Regions from separate parts of the Homo sapiens genome. Here all the other regions are linked to region 1. The links are chromatin contacts, found by Hi-C or POLR2A ChIA-PET in ENCODE. All regions are on one chromosome and are shown on one strand. The core of a region is the stretch at or near the end of the contact, and the rest is flanking DNA. Distances in the headings are between cores, read along the strand shown. Region 1 holds the start of CHD2 (chromodomain helicase DNA binding protein 2). Region 2 overlaps MCTP2 (multiple C2 and transmembrane domain containing 2). Region 3 holds the start of PRC1 (protein regulator of cytokinesis 1). Region 4 holds the start of HDDC3 (HD domain containing 3).

Region 1 (2,700 bases), core at 201-2,700:
TTTCTGATATGTCTATTTACTATAATTTACTACTACAAGGCTTCTCTATGGCCCTCAGTTACAAGTTTAGATATCCTGGATTCTTCAAAGAAAAAATTTGCCTTGTATGTAAAATGGTGCAATGCAGCAATGGCTAAACCGACAAGGTCATTTTTCTGCAGTACAAAAACCTAAAAACTGAAATTTACTGACAGAAAAACTGTACATTACAGTAAAGGCCCCTTTGAATAAAGGTACCTTACCTTTTGACTGCTGTAAGAGGCCTTAAGTCACAACTCAACTTTCATAAATTGCTACCAAAAAATTAGGGTGTGGCATATTAGCAATCTCAAGGTCATGCTTTAAAAAACGAATCCAAATTAGAAAAACACAATAAAACAGACAGCAATCCATGTCTGTCAAGGTAAACAATTGTAAGCTGAGGTTTCTCCCCCAAAAAAAAAGACAAAAAGGAAGAAAGTTGATAGCTCATACCTCGATGCATTGCTGTGTAGCGAACTGTCCTCCTCTTGGCTTTTGTCCTTATTTCTCATCATCTTTTAATTCTTAAATATTAAGGGGGAGGGGGAATCTGTGTTTGCTTTGAAGTCCTGTGCCCAGGTATTTACTGTCAAAAGTTGAAAGAAAGGTAAGGTCCCGGCTTCTATCGATGCTTTTTATTATCAGGAACAAAGTCCTGACGATGTTAACGATATTGTTATAACACAACAACGGTAAGCACCAAAAAACTAAATATTTCTATTTTTTCCTTAAAAGAAAAAACAACAGGATAAACCGAACAGTGGAAGCATCACTATCAATAAGGAAACTTTCTCAAAGTAGCACACTAGATACAAATAACAATCTCTGTATCTTATTGCGTCATCCAAGAATTTCTCGTATTTACAGAAAACAAGGCAAACTTAAACAAATAAATCTTTAAAATTATCACCAATGATCGTGAACTTACCTGATCCATGTAGTATGTCCAAACCAAGAGTCCTATCTACTAGTAGAAAAATATCAGATCCCAAATAATTAAAAATAAAGGCAAAATCCTCCGTTAAAAAACGAAAAATAAATAAAATAACCCTCAAATATGTTAACTGGTCAAAAAAATAAAGCAATAATTAATACTAAAACAGGTCCGAAAGAAAAAAAACCTCATTAGGAGAGCGCACAAAAATGGAGGTGCGCCATGGCTTCTAAGCTGGAAAAAACAACGACCTGGGCTCTCAGTACGGCTGCTTCTTTCCAACAAGGCACGAAAAGAAAGCTCCTAAAAGCTGCTTTTCTCCCAAAAAAAGGTTCGAATCGACCCCAGTAAGTCCCTAGGAAAGGCAGGGGGCTACGGGGGCCCCCTGAGGCTGCCCGAAAGTTAGGGAAAGTTGCGTAAAGTGAGGCAAAGGCAGGGAGCAGAGCGCGCTCTCTCTAAGGCACAGCCGCCATCTAGAGCCTCCTTCCCAGCTCTGAGAGCTCTGCCTTTGATTGACACTCTCTACATTTACCCCACAACTCAGGTGATGTACCATAGACCCACCCCTTCATCTCCACCAAAAAAAAAAAAAGGAGAGAGAGAGAGAGAGACAGATCCTCCATCCCAGGGAGCCTAAGGACCCCCACCCCCACACCTCCCTGCCCCTCCAGACCACCCCAACAGGGGGAGGGGGGAGGGCTTCTTAACCCCCTCTGGCTCAAGCACCCTTTTTAAGCCAGAGAGAAATGTAATTTGTTCCTTTTGTCTAAAGATCTGCTAAATATTTCAGTCCTTGAGCTAAAATAACTTCCTCCCTGGACAGGAAGTGGTGTTTTATCAAGCCATTTTGAAAAAGGGATAATTCTTAGAGAATCTAAAGCTCAGCTAAGTACTAATCTTTTTAAAAATTAATCCCCCAATGGGTGAAATGATTGCTAAATAAAAGTAAAACCTTAATTTCATAATATAAATTCAAGTTTTTCCTTCTTTATGATGCCTAAAAATAATCTAAAGACAAAATTTAAGGGGGAATTTTCCATCTCCACTGGAAGAAAGGGGTAACTTTTACAACTCAAGAGCGCCTCCCTAGTGTTCAAGTTGCACTGGAGCAAAAGTTAATGCAACCAATTTTTATTCAAGAATATCCATTTTTCTTTGTTCTTTCACAAAATTCTTTAACCCATTATATAACCTTGAAAATATTACACTCCTCCCCCCAAAGAAACTTCTCATAATCACAATATATTTACTTCCCATACTGATTCAGGCAAAAATTCAAGAGTATGGTCCAAACACGATCACCTTTAAATCAGTAACCCAAGAAACTCCACGTCCAAATCCAACAGAAAACACATATCCCAACACTTCCCTTATATTTCAAATCAAGTAAGTATACACCCATTTCAACAATGTTATTAACAATAGGACATACGTGATTGCAAATTATCAAAGTAATGTCACAAAGCAAATTCTCCTAAATATCAAAACCATGAGATCCACAGAAACAAATTACTAATTCCAGAAACAATATCCTACCAAGCACTCCATTCAGACAAGCATATTCACACACCCAAAAAAATCCAATCAACTTTCCTTATTCAACATAATCTGCCAGAACCATGTCTCTCCCTCACTGAAGAAATCCACTTTAGATTTACACCAAACAAAATCAACAATGTCCAATCTAGGTAAAATCCATAATCCAAACTGTTTCAATTCCATACTCTACACACAAAGATAAATTT
Region 2 (2,881 bases), core at 358-2,857, 1.4 Mb before region 1:
TTTCACTTGCATTTCCTTGATTTTGATATTCCATATTTCCTTCTTGTACCATTTCTCATCTGTTTAAGAAGGCCTTCTTGTTATTTTGTGTCAGGTCTGCTGCCTCCAAATTCTCTTAGTTTTTCCCAATCTGAGAATATATTTTTCACCTTCATTTCTGAAGGATATTTTAGCTAGATATTGAATTCTATACTTTTCTTTCAACACTTGAAAAACGGATGTGCCATTTTCTCCTGGCCTCCATGATTTCTGATGAGAAATCTCAGCCATTTGAATCATTGTTCTTCCATATATCAGTTATCATTGCTCTGACTGACTTCAATATTTTTTTAAGTTTTTAGCAGTTTATGATGTGCCTGGGTGTGTGTTTATTTGGATTCATCCTATTTGGGGTTAGCTTAGCTTCTTGAATCTATCAATGTTTCAGCCATCATTTCTTTGAATACTTGTTGAGGCTTACTCACTTTCTCCTTTCCTTCTGGCACTCCAGTGATACAAATATTAGCCTTTTGTGATTGTTCTATAATCCCGGAGACTCTATTATTTTTCAATCTTCTTCTTTCTTCAGATTGGATAACCTTTATTGATTTATCTTCAGTTTTACTGACTCTTTCCTCTGTCATCCCCAGTCTGCTATTGAATCCATATAGTGAGGTTTGTTTTTTATGGGTGGAGAATGGGTGGGGCAGGCAGCTATTGTATTTTTCAGTTCTGGTTTCCATTGGTGCCACTTCACATCTTTCCTCGCTTATAGTTTCTATCTTTTATTTCAAGACTCATGATTATTCATTTGAGCATTCTACAATAGCTCCTTTAAAGTCATATTTTCATTTTCATCTGTTAATTGCCTTTTCCCATGTGAGTTAACATTTTTACATTTCTTCATAAACCAATATAAATTATACCTTGGACATTTTGAATGTTATAAAACTCTCTGCTTTATTTAAGTCTACAAAGATGCTGATATCATTGTTTTAGGAAGCACTTGATCTGGTTAGCTTCTAGCCATAAATTGCAGCCCACCTTCTGTTGGCTATGGTTCCAATTATCAGTTTAGTTTTCAATAGCTATGCAGGTTCATTTAGATATGCCCTGCTTGTATAGGACGTAAGGTCAGTCTGGGACTTGAGTGGAGTTCCACCCATTAACTCCATTCTCAAAGTCATTGGTACGCTAATAAGGATCAGATCCATGTATGTTCAGGCTATGGATGAGTCCATGAGTCCACAATGTATTTGATCATTTCCCAAGCCCTTCCTTCTCAGCTGTCTCCTGTGATACTTTCTGGCATCCTAGAACTCACCCTTTTTCATTCAACAATCGGGAACAACCTACATCTATGATCATACCAGGGTTGTGGGGAAGACACAGAGAGATTTAAAAAACAAAACAAATTAAAAAACCCAATTGGCACCACTAAGAGCTACCAAATAGCTCTATTTTACCGAATAGAAAGCATATGCCCCTCCCTAACCCATTATTTTTGCTTCTGCAGTTTCCTACCACCAGCTGCTTTTGCTGCCACTGCCTCCACCACAAGACTGTTGGGGAGCCGGGGCATGACAAAAGTGAGATAAAGGAGGCACACAAGGTAGGGGATTTCCCCCTCCCTCTTAGCTTCAGGACTTCCCTTTTCTCCTTGGGCCACAGCTAGAGGTCATCTCTTTCTCTTTCCTTCTGAGATCCACTGCTAACATCTGGATCTGGGACTGCATTAAATTCACGCTGGATAATTGGTCCAGTTTTGTCATGACCCAGCTCCAGGGGATCTATGGATAGAGACAGTCAGCAGTTGGCACTGGGAAACTGCAGGAGCCAATCTGATGAATGAGGAGAATGGCTTTCCTGTTTGTCGAAGCTGTAGCTTTACTTTTCTGAGACTTCAACTAGCTTTACCATATATTTCATATTTGTGTTCAGTGGAAGAGAAACGTTGAAGTGTTTTTATTCTAACTTATTCAGAACCGGAACTCATTTAAGTTTTGCAAAGCACGCTGACCATAGTTTCTCCAAGTATGTGAGTAGTACACAACCACGTGCAGAAAATTATAAACATATAAACACAAAAAGATATGCCCAGAGAAAATAAGGATCCTTAAGGTGTATAAAGCTAATACACCCCTGGACTCTTTTGTACCTGAAAATGTCACTTCTCCAATAAACAGCGTATTTCCCAGAACAATATATTTTCCAGAATAAGCAACAACAGCATAAAATACAGAATAAAACAACAAAATAAACAACCATGTATAAAGAATTACAAACATATAAACATAAAAAGATGTGTCCAGAAAAAAAAAAAGTGCTCTTAAAGTACGTAATGTACGCTTGGTCTCTTTTGTGCCTGAAAATGTTACTTCTCCAATGAACAATGTATTTTCCAGACAAAGCAAAACTTAAAGAAATAATAAATCTAAGAGTCAGGTTTGGAAAGGCTGCTGAGACAAATTCAACTATCTGAATATTATATTGTTTGCTTCCTCTCGAAGGATATTTAAAAATAAACATATTTGTTCCATTTTCTACCATGACTCAAGTTCATAGGTTATTGTCATAAACACTCAAAAGGCTATAAGCTAAAATGTGACCCTTGAAGAGCAGGATCTCTTCACAAAACATGATACCTATGCTACCCTACCTGGTAATCTTCAGCTTTCATTTATTGAACAAAAATATGCATTTTCCCTCTCCAAACCACTAACGGCAGAGCAAGGTCTTTACAGGAAATGGCCCCAAGCCGAGGAGCCTAATGGAAGCTTCATTTATTATGGTTTTAAGCCAGACATCCTCCCCAGCTGGCCTCTAGCAACTGGCCAAGCAGAAAAAGAAAACAAACCTTTTTAATACCAGCCCCCAAATCTCTGATTGAGCTCATACTGCA
Region 3 (2,700 bases), core at 128-2,627, 1.9 Mb after region 1:
AACCCAGGTAGCGGAGGTTGCAGTGAGCTGAGATTGGGCCACTGCACTACAGCCTGGGTGACAGAGCGAGACTCCGTCTCAATTAAAAAAAGTAAAAAGAACATTGAAAGCACTAATGAAGTTTTTCTGAAAATAAGAAAAATATGGTTCTGAAGGTGAAGCAAACAAGCATCCTTTACCTTTAGGGAAAAGGCATATGAAGAGGATTCACTTAAGTTACAGTTGGCCAATAAACACGAAAAATGTGCAATTTCAATTATAATCAAGTGCCAAACAAGGAAATGCCAGTATTATTATTTTACCTACAAAATGAGCAAAGATGTTTAGAAGTACAATAGAATTCAGCCCTGCTGAGGGTAACAAAAGGAGGGTACTTTTCCGGTGAGGCTTTGTGCAGAAGGCAAATTAATAAAGGGAGCATTCAGTAATTACACCTCTAGGAATCAGCCGTACGAAAATGCAGGATGCATTTATAAATACATACATACACAAAGATTTATGTATGAAGATATTCAGCCCAGCCTTATCTTTTAAATTATCATCTAAATATCAATAGCAGAATGGGCGAGATATCTACACACCAGGATTCATGCCACCATGCCACCATGAATCACTGGGAAAAAACGGTGATATATAAGCATTTAGGGATGTAACATGTTCATCGAGGAAAGGAGGCTACAAAAGTAATGTCTATTTTGAGTTTTAAATTTTTCATGTAACGATTTAGAAACTCATCTAATTTGATAACGTGACTTAGGCAAATCATTCAAATCTTTTTGCGTTTCCTCTGCAATGGCGATTGTGGAGGTTAAATGGGATAACTGGCGTTGAAACGTTCCAGGCCCATGAGCAGGACTCAATGTTCCTTCCCTTCCCCTTTAGTGTATGGCTTCTTACATCTGGGGAAGAGTCCCACCAAAGATCGATTCCAAGCTTCGCTTCTTGGATGAGCGAGGGAAACTAGGCGCTAACTTACCTATTCACCCCCGCGCCCGTTCCCGGCAGCCGGGACTCAGGGAAGCCAGGTAGCCGCGGTGCTCTCAACTCCCTCCCCGCCCGCGCACTTCGAATCCAAACTGCGCGGGGCGAGGCGGGGCGGCGCTCCGATGAGGTAGCTGGCTTGGGAGAGGAGTCCCTTGAGGCTGCCGCCAAGCCAGGGAAGCGGGAGGCGCAGGCCACGCCCGGCCACTCACAGACAGTGACGTCATCCCCCGCCGCCACTCCGGCGCTTCCCAGGCCCTGCTCGCGAGTCCCCACCCCGATTGCGCACCCGCGACTTCAGCCCGAGGGGCGGGGATTTTCTTGGAGCGACGGGACGCGACGCCAATCGCGACGAGGCTTCGCCCCGTGGCGCGGTTTGAAATTTTGCGGGGCTCAACGGCTCGCGGAGCGGCTACGCGGAGTGACATCGCCGGTGTTTGCGGGTGGTTGTTGCTCTCGGGGCCGTGTGGAGTAGGTCTGGACCTGGACTCACGGCTGCTTGGAGCGTCCGCCATGAGGAGAAGGTGCGGGTTGCGGGGAAATCGAGGGGACGCGGGAGGGAGCGACGCTCGTTTCGGCTGCGGGGCCTGTTCAGGGGTGCGGGACCCGTGCGGGGTCCCGGGCCTAGATCGTCACGGCAGTCGGCGCCGAGGGAGGCCGGGGGCGCTGAGGGGCAGGGTCTGGAGGCGGCGAGCCAGTGCGAGGGCCGCGGCGGTGAGACCTGACGCGCTGTCCGCCGGCGGCCGCAGGTGCCCGCAGGCTCAGACGCCCGGGTGGGAGCCGAGCGCCGGTGCCCGGACGCGGCAGGGTAGTCGAGGCCCGGGGCCCGGGGCGGCCTCCACCCAGGCGGTCAGCGCTGGCGCTCGGACCCCACCCTCCCCGCCCGCAGCGTCTCAGGTGCCGCTGCTTGGCGCAGATGACTCGTTGTAAACCTTCTGTGGTCGTGGCTTTTCTTTAAAGCTGTTAAGTTTATTTATCGTTGTTTTTCTTTGTTTTATTCTTTTTTTTTATTTTTGTGGAAACGCGGTCTATGTTGGCCAGGCTGGTCTCGAACTCCTGGCTTCAAGTAATCCTGCCACCTCGGCCTCCCAAAGTGTTGGGATTACAGGCGTGAGCCACCGTGCCCGGCCCGTTGTTTTTCTTTATATCTGGCCAGCGGTGTTAACGTTTTGTTTGAATTGGAAAGATAGCTTTGTTTCTTTGCAAGTTAAGAAACGGATTATGGAATTCTTTTCCGGTCGTTTTAATAACTTCCTAGGCGGTGTTGGGGAGGGACTGTCCGACTTGAAATCGGGACCAGACGGTGACACTGCCACTTACCAACCTTGTGACTTCCAAATATTAACTTTATTTTCTAAAAGTTGTGGATGCAGTTTTCTGATGATACAGCGTTAAATAATGTGTAGTTTTTGGTGGAACTGATTGTTCTAAGGCTTTGTAAGATTCTTCATTTCATGATCACTAATTCTGATCAGTCTTTTTAAAATGCTTGCCCTCAGAATAATGAGAATTGAGTGCCAACATGGTAAAACCTTGTCTTAACTAAAAATACAAAAATTATCTGGCCCTGGTGGCGCGCCTGTACCCCCAGCTTTTCAGGAGGCTGAGGCAGGAGAATCGCTTCAGCCTAGGAGGCAGAGGTTGCATGAGCCGACATCTCGACACTGCACTCCAGCCTAGGCGACAGAGTGAGACTACGTCTCAAAAAAAAAAAAAAAA
Region 4 (3,004 bases), core at 310-2,809, 2.0 Mb after region 1:
TGAAGAGCAGCAGTAGCCCCACAGATAGGCCTGTCAGCAAGGGGCCTGACCTTCTCTGGATGCCCATGAGAGTTCACTACCACCTCTGTCCTGGTCCTGGGAACCCCAACATCTCTCTTTCTAGGCCGTGACTGCAGACAATAAGGAAATAAAAGTCAAAGCCCCAAGGCCCTTGGGCACCATTAATACGAGCCTGAAGCTTCTCTATCACAGGCTTTTAGAGAGAGATGACAGGGACTGGGTTTCTGTCTCCTGTTGGAAAACGTGGGGCCTGCATTGCCAAACTGCTGAAGGAGAGAAGGCTCAAAGGACTAGAGGACAGAATGAGGGATGAGAGAGCAGCTGAGCCATTAGTATGAAGAACAAACAAGCATTTACAGCCAAATATGTTTCTACCCATTCTCCAACTTCCAGGCTGCCATGGAAGCTCTGGGAATTCTGACCCTCCTATTTCAGGTCCCAGAGACCTCAGTTCCAGCATGTGGGGCTTCCCTCCCTAACCTCTGCTACGTGGCAACCACCAAGACTAGCTGAAAACCAAGGGTGACTCCTTTCATTAGCCTTTCCCCTGAGCCTTATCTGCCCCAGCTACCAGCCAGAACACAAAAGCTACATGTCTGATTAGAGTATACTTAGCTAATAGGGAACCCCCTCTCACAGAGAAGTTCTATGGGGATCACCAGGTCTCTCTTACCCCTCAGCTGCCCCTAAGGCAGGGAATTTCTCCAGAAGGCCACCAGCCAGCAGAATTAAGTGTTATTCCAGTGCCTACCCAGGCCTGACAACATCATGCTCCCAGGACAGCAGTGACAACACTCATCACCCCAGGGGCCCACAGAAGATGCCTAGAGACTGAAATAGGAGCTCTCATAGCATAAGAAGACAAGGCAAATTTCATCTGCAACACTGAGGACAAACAAAGGCAGTTCCTGCAGAAACGTCACAGCTACCTGGGAGCCTAAGTCTGAAGCAATTAGGCAGGGCTCCCAGGGAAGGCTCTGATTTTTCAGGTCAGGCCCTAGGGTCTCCTGGAGGGTCCAAAGGTAGACTCCCCTGCCCACAGAACCTGGCCCATCCCTACAGGGAGAACTATTTTTAGAACACTTGGAGAATTTTCAGAGCTTTTACAGGTTGAAGATGGTTCTTGGGGGGAGCTTCTGGGAGAAGCTGTCTCTGACTCTGAGGGTGTGGGGATTGTTCTTTCTTCCCGCTCCCATAGTCCCCTGAGCCTTGGCCACCCTGGATTCAGAGCACTGTGAGGCCACTGCCTTATTTCTTGTCTGTCTTCCTCTTTTCCACAGACTGTGGGCTCCCAAAGAGCCAGGCTTATGTTCTTCTTGCACCCCCAACAGAGCACACTGAGCTGGGGGCTGCGATGCTGAAGGCAGCTGTCCACATCACTTGCTCTCTGCGCGGGCCGGTCAGCTCCAGAGGAATTCATCTGGGGCAGGCCCAACTCGGCCCGCTGAATTAGCCTCCACGATCCCCGGGCCTCCCCGGCGCCAGGGGGCGCTGTAAACGTTCCGTCCCTGCCCCTGCGGCCGCAGTCGTCGGCCCCATCCGCGCGATGGGCTCTGAGGCGGCGCAGCTGCTGGAGGCTGCCGACTTCGCGGCTCGCAAGCACCGGCAGCAGCGGCGGAAGGACCCCGAGGGGACCCCCTACATCAACCACCCCATCGGTGGGCGCGTCGGCCGCGGAGCGCCGGCTGCGGCACCTGGGTGGTGGGGACTGGGAAGGAAACGTGGGGGGCGTGCACCTCATTGAGCACCTGTTTTGTCCCAAGCTTAGTGCGATATACCGTTTAAGCCTCATAACAATTGGAACGGTAGGCATGATCGTTCCCTTTGTCGGTTGGCTCCCAGAGGGTAAGGTACTTGACCAAGGTCACCCAGCTAGTCAGAGTCCACAAGGGGCCACATCTGGCTCTCCAAAACCCACAACACACCGCCTTGGGACTACCTCCGACCTGACTTCCTGCTTTGCCCCTCCCCGTCAGGTGTGGCACGGATCCTGACCCACGAGGCGGGAATCACTGACATTGTGGTGTTACAGGTAACTTTCCCCCTTCTCTGCCAGGAGCCTGGGATGGGGATTAGGGGCCCCATTCAGCAATGGGCAACCCTTGGCTGACATCTCAGGGCTGAGTGGGAACTTGTCCCCAGGCGGCCCTGCTCCATGACACGGTGGAGGACACAGACACCACCCTGGATGAGGTGGAGCTACACTTTGGGGCACAAGTGCGGCGCCTGGTGGAGGAGGTAACAGATGACAAGACTCTGCCCAAGCTGGAGAGAAAGAGGCTGCAGGTGGAGCAAGCGCCCCACAGTAGCCCCGGGGCCAAACTGGTGAAGCTGGCAGACAAGCTGTACAATCTGAGGGACCTGAATCGCTGCACCCCAGAGGGTACGCTTTCGTATGGGCTGTAAGGGAAAAGGGAGGGGGATGCCGCCTTCTGAAGACACATGTTGGTCAGTTCCCCTGAAAAACCCTGGGCATTCTTAATTCCCAAATTAATCCTACTGGACCACTCTTTGATCTTCTTTCATACAGTAAAAATACAATAGCTGGGCCAAGGGGAAGTTTTCAGGACAGCTCATTCCATCAGGAACTCATGGCCTTGAACCAAGCTTGCCAGGAAGTGGGGAAAAGGCAGTGCTTTCCTTGACATCACGCTAGCAAGTTTCTGTCGACTCTTATGCAGGATGGTCAGAACATCGAGTCCAGGAATACTTCGAGTGGGCAGCGCAGGTGGTGAAGGGGCTTCAGGGAACAAACCGGCAACTGGAAGAGGCTCTAAAGCATCTGTTCAAGCAGCGGGGGCTGACAATCTGATCAGTGCTTGAAGCTATCCAGAGGCACAACTCCAGCCTCGTTCAGGCCGGACAGGATTCATACGCCATCTTTTCTGTGTCTCCTGAGCTCCCTCCATCCTTCCCAGATATTAGAGGCCAAAAAAAGACTTGCATTTTTTCTCAGTCTGAAGGTCTCCTGCTAACTAAGCTG

Evidence for each region. A loop is a pair of places that touch in the nucleus more often than their neighbours do. ChIA-PET counts read pairs that join two places held with the same protein, here RNA polymerase II (POLR2A). Pooled maps may share reads with other maps.
Region 2: a loop to region 1 is called in a pooled map, with 3 times the contacts of the local background. The contact joins the enhancer-like site here to the promoter of CHD2 in region 1. A Hi-C loop is called at or near these places in 8 of 37 single-sample maps with no recorded cell type and 3 of 50 pooled maps. POLR2A ChIA-PET finds 5 or more read pairs at or near these places in 1 of 52 experiments (B cell).
Region 3: a loop to region 1 is called in a pooled map, with 7 times the contacts of the local background. The contact joins the promoter of PRC1 here to the promoter of CHD2 in region 1. A Hi-C loop is called at or near these places in 5 of 37 single-sample maps with no recorded cell type and 11 of 50 pooled maps. POLR2A ChIA-PET finds 5 or more read pairs at or near these places in 1 of 52 experiments (GM12878).
Region 4: a loop to region 1 is called in a pooled map, with 7 times the contacts of the local background. The contact joins the promoter of HDDC3 here to the promoter of CHD2 in region 1. A Hi-C loop is called at or near these places in 8 of 37 single-sample maps with no recorded cell type and 16 of 50 pooled maps. POLR2A ChIA-PET finds 5 or more read pairs at or near these places in 3 of 52 experiments (HEK293T, activated B cell and naive thymus-derived CD8-positive, alpha-beta T cell).

What each region holds. Positions count from the first base shown.
Region 1 is chr15:92,899,074-92,901,773 of GRCh38, reverse strand. CHD2 (chromodomain helicase DNA binding protein 2) reads right to left here and starts at 1,450. Exons shown (of 39, transcript NM_001271.4): 1 at 950-1,450; 2 at 475-607. The coding sequence starts at 536. RefSeq lists enhancers at 1,112-1,321, 1,362-1,431.
Region 2 is chr15:94,286,662-94,289,542 of GRCh38, reverse strand. All of the region lies in intron 1 of MCTP2 (multiple C2 and transmembrane domain containing 2), which reads right to left. Among named protein-coding and RNA genes, the nearest start is that of MCTP2, 57 kb to the right of the region's middle. Within about 2 kb of position 1,607, at least 6 of the 41 ENCODE cell types and tissues checked have a DNase peak (open chromatin) inside an H3K27ac peak, as active enhancers do; they include B cell, where a contact is called at or near this core.
Region 3 is chr15:90,993,212-90,995,911 of GRCh38, reverse strand. PRC1 (protein regulator of cytokinesis 1) reads left to right here and starts at 1,377. Exons shown (of 15, transcript NM_003981.4): 1 at 1,377-1,505. The coding sequence starts at 1,495. It overlaps LOC124903556 (a long non-coding RNA gene), which reads right to left and starts at 1,133. Exons shown (of 2, transcript XR_007064759.1): 1 at 977-1,133. RefSeq lists enhancers at 337-1,203, 1,204-2,071 and a silencer at 1,621-1,840.
Region 4 is chr15:90,931,104-90,934,107 of GRCh38, reverse strand. It overlaps HDDC3 (HD domain containing 3), which reads left to right and starts at 1,559. Exons shown (of 4, transcript NM_001286451.2): 1 at 1,559-1,679; 2 at 1,998-2,053; 3 at 2,164-2,404; 4 at 2,703-3,004. The coding sequence starts at 1,568. The coding sequence ends at 2,833. It also overlaps a transcript of UNC45A not described here. RefSeq lists enhancers at 1,362-1,411, 2,162-2,391.